Linked DNA regions of Homo sapiens: region 2 is linked to region 1. A link is a loop called in an ENCODE intact Hi-C map of the cell type or tissue named here. Cell type or tissue: HepG2. All regions are shown on one strand. Region 1 has its middle 390 kb from the start of LRRTM4-AS1. Region 2 holds the start of GCFC2 (GC-rich sequence DNA-binding factor 2).

The links. Hi-C counts contacts between places; a loop is a spot of excess contacts. Peaks named below come from ENCODE experiments on the same cell type or tissue, not always from the same donor. Only the 100,000 strongest peaks of a DNase experiment are listed, where the experiment ranks them.
Region 2: a loop joins it to region 1, with 4 times the contacts of the local background. A loop is called at or near these places in 2 of 110 quality-filtered maps.

Annotation. Positions count from the first base shown.
Region 1 is chr2:76,598,702-76,601,201 of GRCh38, reverse strand. No RefSeq gene overlaps it. Among named protein-coding and RNA genes, the nearest start is that of LRRTM4-AS1, 390 kb to the left of the region's middle. In HepG2, a CTCF peak has its summit at 1,279 (motif pointing right); a DNase peak (open chromatin) is centred at 1,271.
Region 2 is chr2:75,709,154-75,711,653 of GRCh38, reverse strand. GCFC2 (GC-rich sequence DNA-binding factor 2) reads left to right here and starts at 739. Exons shown (of 17, transcript NM_003203.5): 1 at 739-1,063. The coding sequence starts at 799. LOC105374813 (a long non-coding RNA gene) reads right to left here and starts at 715. Exons shown (of 3, transcript XR_940260.2): 1 at 620-715. RefSeq lists a silencer at 908-1,207. In HepG2, a CTCF peak has its summit at 945 (motif pointing left); a DNase peak (open chromatin) is centred at 653; H3K4me3 peaks cover 2,453 bases.

The DNA.
Region 1 (2,500 bases):
GAAAACTAAAAAGAATCATATGGAAGCAAGTACTTTGTGCAGATAAAAAGTGAATATCAATATTTCCATATACAAATATCAATATTTCCCATAAAAAAATATAGCCCATTAAAATGGAGTCATATTATGTATACATTGTATAAATCTCTGATCAGAATACATTACAACATATCTTATTAAATATTTTACAAAAGTATAGATAGGAAGAATTACAAATGACTCAAATAAATGGACAAGTAATAAAAATAAAACAAAAATCGGGTGTTATAGGCATCTCATGCATCACTGTGGGTTTATATTGTTCTGAGATATAAATAGGCATCTCATGCATCACTGTGGGTTTATATTGTTCTGAGAAGTAATTTATCAACACATAACCAAACATTTAAAAATTCATATACTTATTGACTGGATAATACAGCTTTTCAGAACACATCGTACATGAAAAAAATAAGAATGTGTGCAGAGTCTTATCTAATACATAGAGCTTTATTCTTATACTAAAAATTGGAAGCAGCAGAAATGTCTAGGAGTAAGGGACTGATCGAATACATTATAGGCTTTTAATAAAATAAACTCTAATGCAACATTTGGTGTCAGGATGCAGTAAAATGTTTCTCGTTATGAAATATGAGACATATTTTAAATGGAGAAGTTCAATCACAAAACAGGTACTGTATGATTTCAGTTTAGTGGTGGTGCATGAGGCAGATTTGGATGTCTAATAAACATTCCAAATTTGATGTCACTGAGATAGCAGTGGAGTTGGTTTTCAATATCCATTCTCCATTCTTACTATAGTAATTGAAACCTTGAATTTTAGTTGGTCACTGGCTGCACAGCTAAAGACTGCAGCCTCCCAGGTAACTATTAGTTGTGTCTCTGTGACTAGGTTATGGACATGGGTACACATGTGGAAGCAACGTGTACAGATTCCAAGTCACCACTTTAAAGGAAAGGAGCATGCTGCTTCTTTTTCTCCATCTTGCTTCCTCGTATTTGGTTGTGTTCTTAAGACATCTTCAATGAGGGCAGAGCAAAAATAAATTCTGGTTCCCCAAGGCTTTGAAGCTTCCATTTAAGCCTCCAAATGGTCATGGTTAAACTTTTACAGTAGAAGGTATGCTAGTTATCAATTTATTGCCCCTTAGCTTCAAGTTGTCTTTTCTATGATGAAGAATTTGGACCCTGTAAATATTCCTTCTTTGACAGCCAGGACAATGTAAACTATCAGTAGATGGCGCTAGAGGGACACTTGAAGAGGACAACTTACTTTCTGGTTTTGATGTGTTGCTCTGGCCAGGCTCCTGCACTGCACTGTGTCTAGCAGCAACTAGCGGCCAAGAGCTTCCTAAGCACCTCAAATTGTGTACTTTTAGTAAGTCAGGTATGATCCTAAGATTCCTACCACTGAGAAGGGTTCCCTGATTTCAATGGAGTTGATGAAATCCAGGAGTAGCAGAGGCCAGGCTTAACCACAAAATACAAGAGGGGTATGTCTACTGGAAAGGGAAGCAGGCACATAGCAGTAATCAGAGTGCTTTGGCCTGGAGAGTTATTTGGCAGTTGCTAGTTGATCATGGTGTCTTTACTAATGAAGTAGTTGGACAGCCCTCTGGGGTATTTCTTGAACAATAGAACAGGAAAATAAAAACTCTAGATTTGGTGGCAAAAAAAAAAAAAAAAACTGACCTGAATAATCACAATATTGAATCCCAGCTTCTAATTCAGCTGTCTGATATGGTTTGGCTCTGTGTCCCGATGCAAATTTCATCTTGTAGTTCCCATAAGTCCCATGTTTTGCCTCCATTTTACGTATTTGTTTACTACTCAAACAGAGAAAAGCTTCATAAAAGCAGCAACTTTGTTTTATAAACCACTGAATTCCTAGCATCTACATTAAAGTTTCTACACATCAGCACTAGTGACATTTGGGGATGGATAATTTTTTGATGTGAGAGGATGTCTTGTTATTGTAGGATGTTCTGTACTATCCCCGGCCTCTACACACTAGGTATCAGTAGGCAAAAACTTATCCAGATATTTGCAAATGTCCTATGAAGGCAAAGGTGCCCTGGTTGAGAGCTGCTGATCTAGATTGAACAGAGGTAGCTCTTAATAATGAATGAATTAATTAATTAAAAATATGTACTTACATGCAGAAACAAGATTAGGATAATATATATGGATCTGTTAGTTGTGGGCCACTAATTGTGCATGTGTGCTTTTTGAATTTTGTAAATTTACCTCAGGATTGTTTTACAACTTTCACAGAAAAAATAAAGCCAATTAAATCTTGGAAAAATCAGCTTTGGGCTTCCGTTCTCAGTTCCTCCAGTCTATGTTTAACTCCTCTCTGCCATTAAGGATACTTGGGCTGAAAATTTTGTTTTTGAACTGAAGTAGACAATATGACCTTCTTCCTTTGCTTTCAAAAAGTTCTTCTCATCCCATATGATAGTTTTTCTCAGTTACTCTTATTCCCCAGGAGAAGGTTACA
Region 2 (2,500 bases), 890 kb after region 1:
CGCCAAGCCCATGCCCACCCGGAACTCCAGCTGGCCCGCTGTCACCTCTCAATATGACGCCACTAAACATGGAGTTGATAACAGGTGTGCAGTAGCTCAACATTATATAGTATTTCTACCATACAGATACAGTAGTAGACAGAGCTTGATGAATATAGAACAAATTTGCGTCAGACAATAGCTTTTTGTTTTTAGATAGTTTCTTTAAGGGTGAAAACATTTAACCAGGCTCTCTTGAAGCCCTGCTGCCTGGGGGAAGTCATTTGATTTTTGCTAGTCTGTATGCATTGTTTATGTACAGACTTTATGGTTTTGTTCTCAAAGGCATCTCCTCCTACCCCGAGCCTCACACTGCTGGGGTTTCGTTTGTTTTAAATCTTGGTTGGAGGGGGCACTCTCTCCAGAAAGTAAAAGACAACGGATCTGGCTCCAGTCCAGGACGGAAAGCATAACGCTTGATTTCTGGATGGGGTTTGCACAAGGACAGCACGTGAGTTCTGCTCTCCGTGGGACTCAGACCGGATAGGCCGTGAAAATCTCTAAGGTGTCAGTCCACGCAACCTAACCTGGCAAAGGGAATGCTTTGCAAACTCAGGCCCCAGAACAGAACTCGGCCTACCAGATCCAGGGAGCCAAAGCACGCAGGCGCAGACAGAGTAGCGGTGAGCAGAAGGCAGGCGGGACGGGCGCGCGCACTCGGCGGCCAGGCGCGGCGGGAGCGCGCCCTAGGGGGCGGGCACTGAAGCTGCGGCTTGCGGTTCAGCGGGTTCTAGGGCGCCGGGCGCTCGGGCCTCGGCCATGGCTCACAGGCCGAAAAGGACTTTTCGGCAGCGCGCGGCTGATTCCAGCGACAGCGATGGCGCCGAGGAGTCGCCTGCTGAGCCTGGGGCGCCGAGGGAACTTCCGGTCCCGGGTTCTGCGGAGGAAGAGCCGCCCTCTGGAGGAGGCCGCGCGCAGGTGGCGGGACTGCCCCACCGGGTTCGGGGCCCTCGTGGCCGGGGCCGGGTCTGGGCGAGCTCCCGGCGTGCCACCAAAGCGGCTCCCCGCGCGGACGAAGGCTCAGGTGTCCAGGGAGACGCGGGGAAGCGGGGAGGTGACGGCACAGGGCGGGAAGGGGCCGCGGGGTCTCTGGATCCTTCTCTGGGGGTTCTATAACTTGCTGCCGACCACAAGCCATGCTGAGTCTTATCCAGAAAGACTTATCCAGAAGGTAGTGAGCGAGAAAATAGCTCGAGCACTTGCCCGCTATCTGCATCTGCCTTTTGGACTCCTTGGGGGAAATAAAACAATCGTGTACAGTTGGGAGGCTCTTCGTTTTCACCATCAGTTGACTCCATCAGTTATAACTAACACAGTTATCAAAGTTTATGAAGAACCTAAACTGTCACAACAAAGTTCAATAATTTATAATACTATTAAGTGGGCAGAAGTTATATGTACCTTTTAGACACTTGACCAACTTATCTTTCTTGAAAACATTTAGCCAGAGTAGTACAGGAATCTAGGTTTTGGGACATTCCCCTTTGTTTATTTTCTTTTTTCACCAGTTATTTGCAAAAACTAATAGTAATATATACAACACAAAGAAGCATGATAGAGATTCATGACACTGTAGATGGTACCAGTAATGGTGTTAGATATAGTGTCGTCATTTTGAAGTACCTTTGAGTTCTTAAATACAGGTGTAAGGCAGCATAAAGTTGTTTAAATAAAATGTGCTGCTCTGAGTTGGAATTGTAGCTTAATGAGGAATACGGTTTTTGGTTAGTCTTGAGAGCTAAAATCTTCCTATTATTTTTTATTGTCATTAAAGTGATTTTTATTAATTTATTGAGAAGTAAAAAATGTATATACTTATAGTGTACAACATGATGTTTGAAATGTGTCTACAGTGACTAAATGGAGCTAATTAACATTTGCTTTACCTTAGGTACTTACTTTTTTTTGTGGTGAGAACACTTACTATCTACTCTTACTAATTTTCAAGTATGCAATGCATTGTTATTAATTTTAGTCACCGTGTTGTAGAATAGAATTCCTCTTGTCTAATTAAAATGTGTGCCCTTTGACCAGTATCTTCCCAACTACCCTCAACCTCACTCAGTCCCTTCTAACCACTACTCGACTCTCTGCTTCTGTGATTTCTGATTTCCACTTTTTTAGATTACATATGTGAGATCATGTGGTGTTTGTCTCTCTGTGCCTGTCTTATTTCATGTAACATAATGTCCTCCAGGTTTATGATCTTCGTGATTTCTTGGTCTTTCTTGTGACCTTCTATTTGTCTAAAGTTTTCATGACCTTTTATATTTGTTTTCTGGTTAAACTTTGTAGATGAAAGTTGAAGTCAGGAGTTCCTTTTCTCTTGCCTTCTAGAATAGTGGTTCTCAAACTCTTTGGGAATTGGACCTCTTTTAGACTCTTAGAAATGATTAAGGATTCCAAAGAGCTTTTGTTTCAGTAGGTTATACCTATCAATATTTATCACACTAAAAATAAA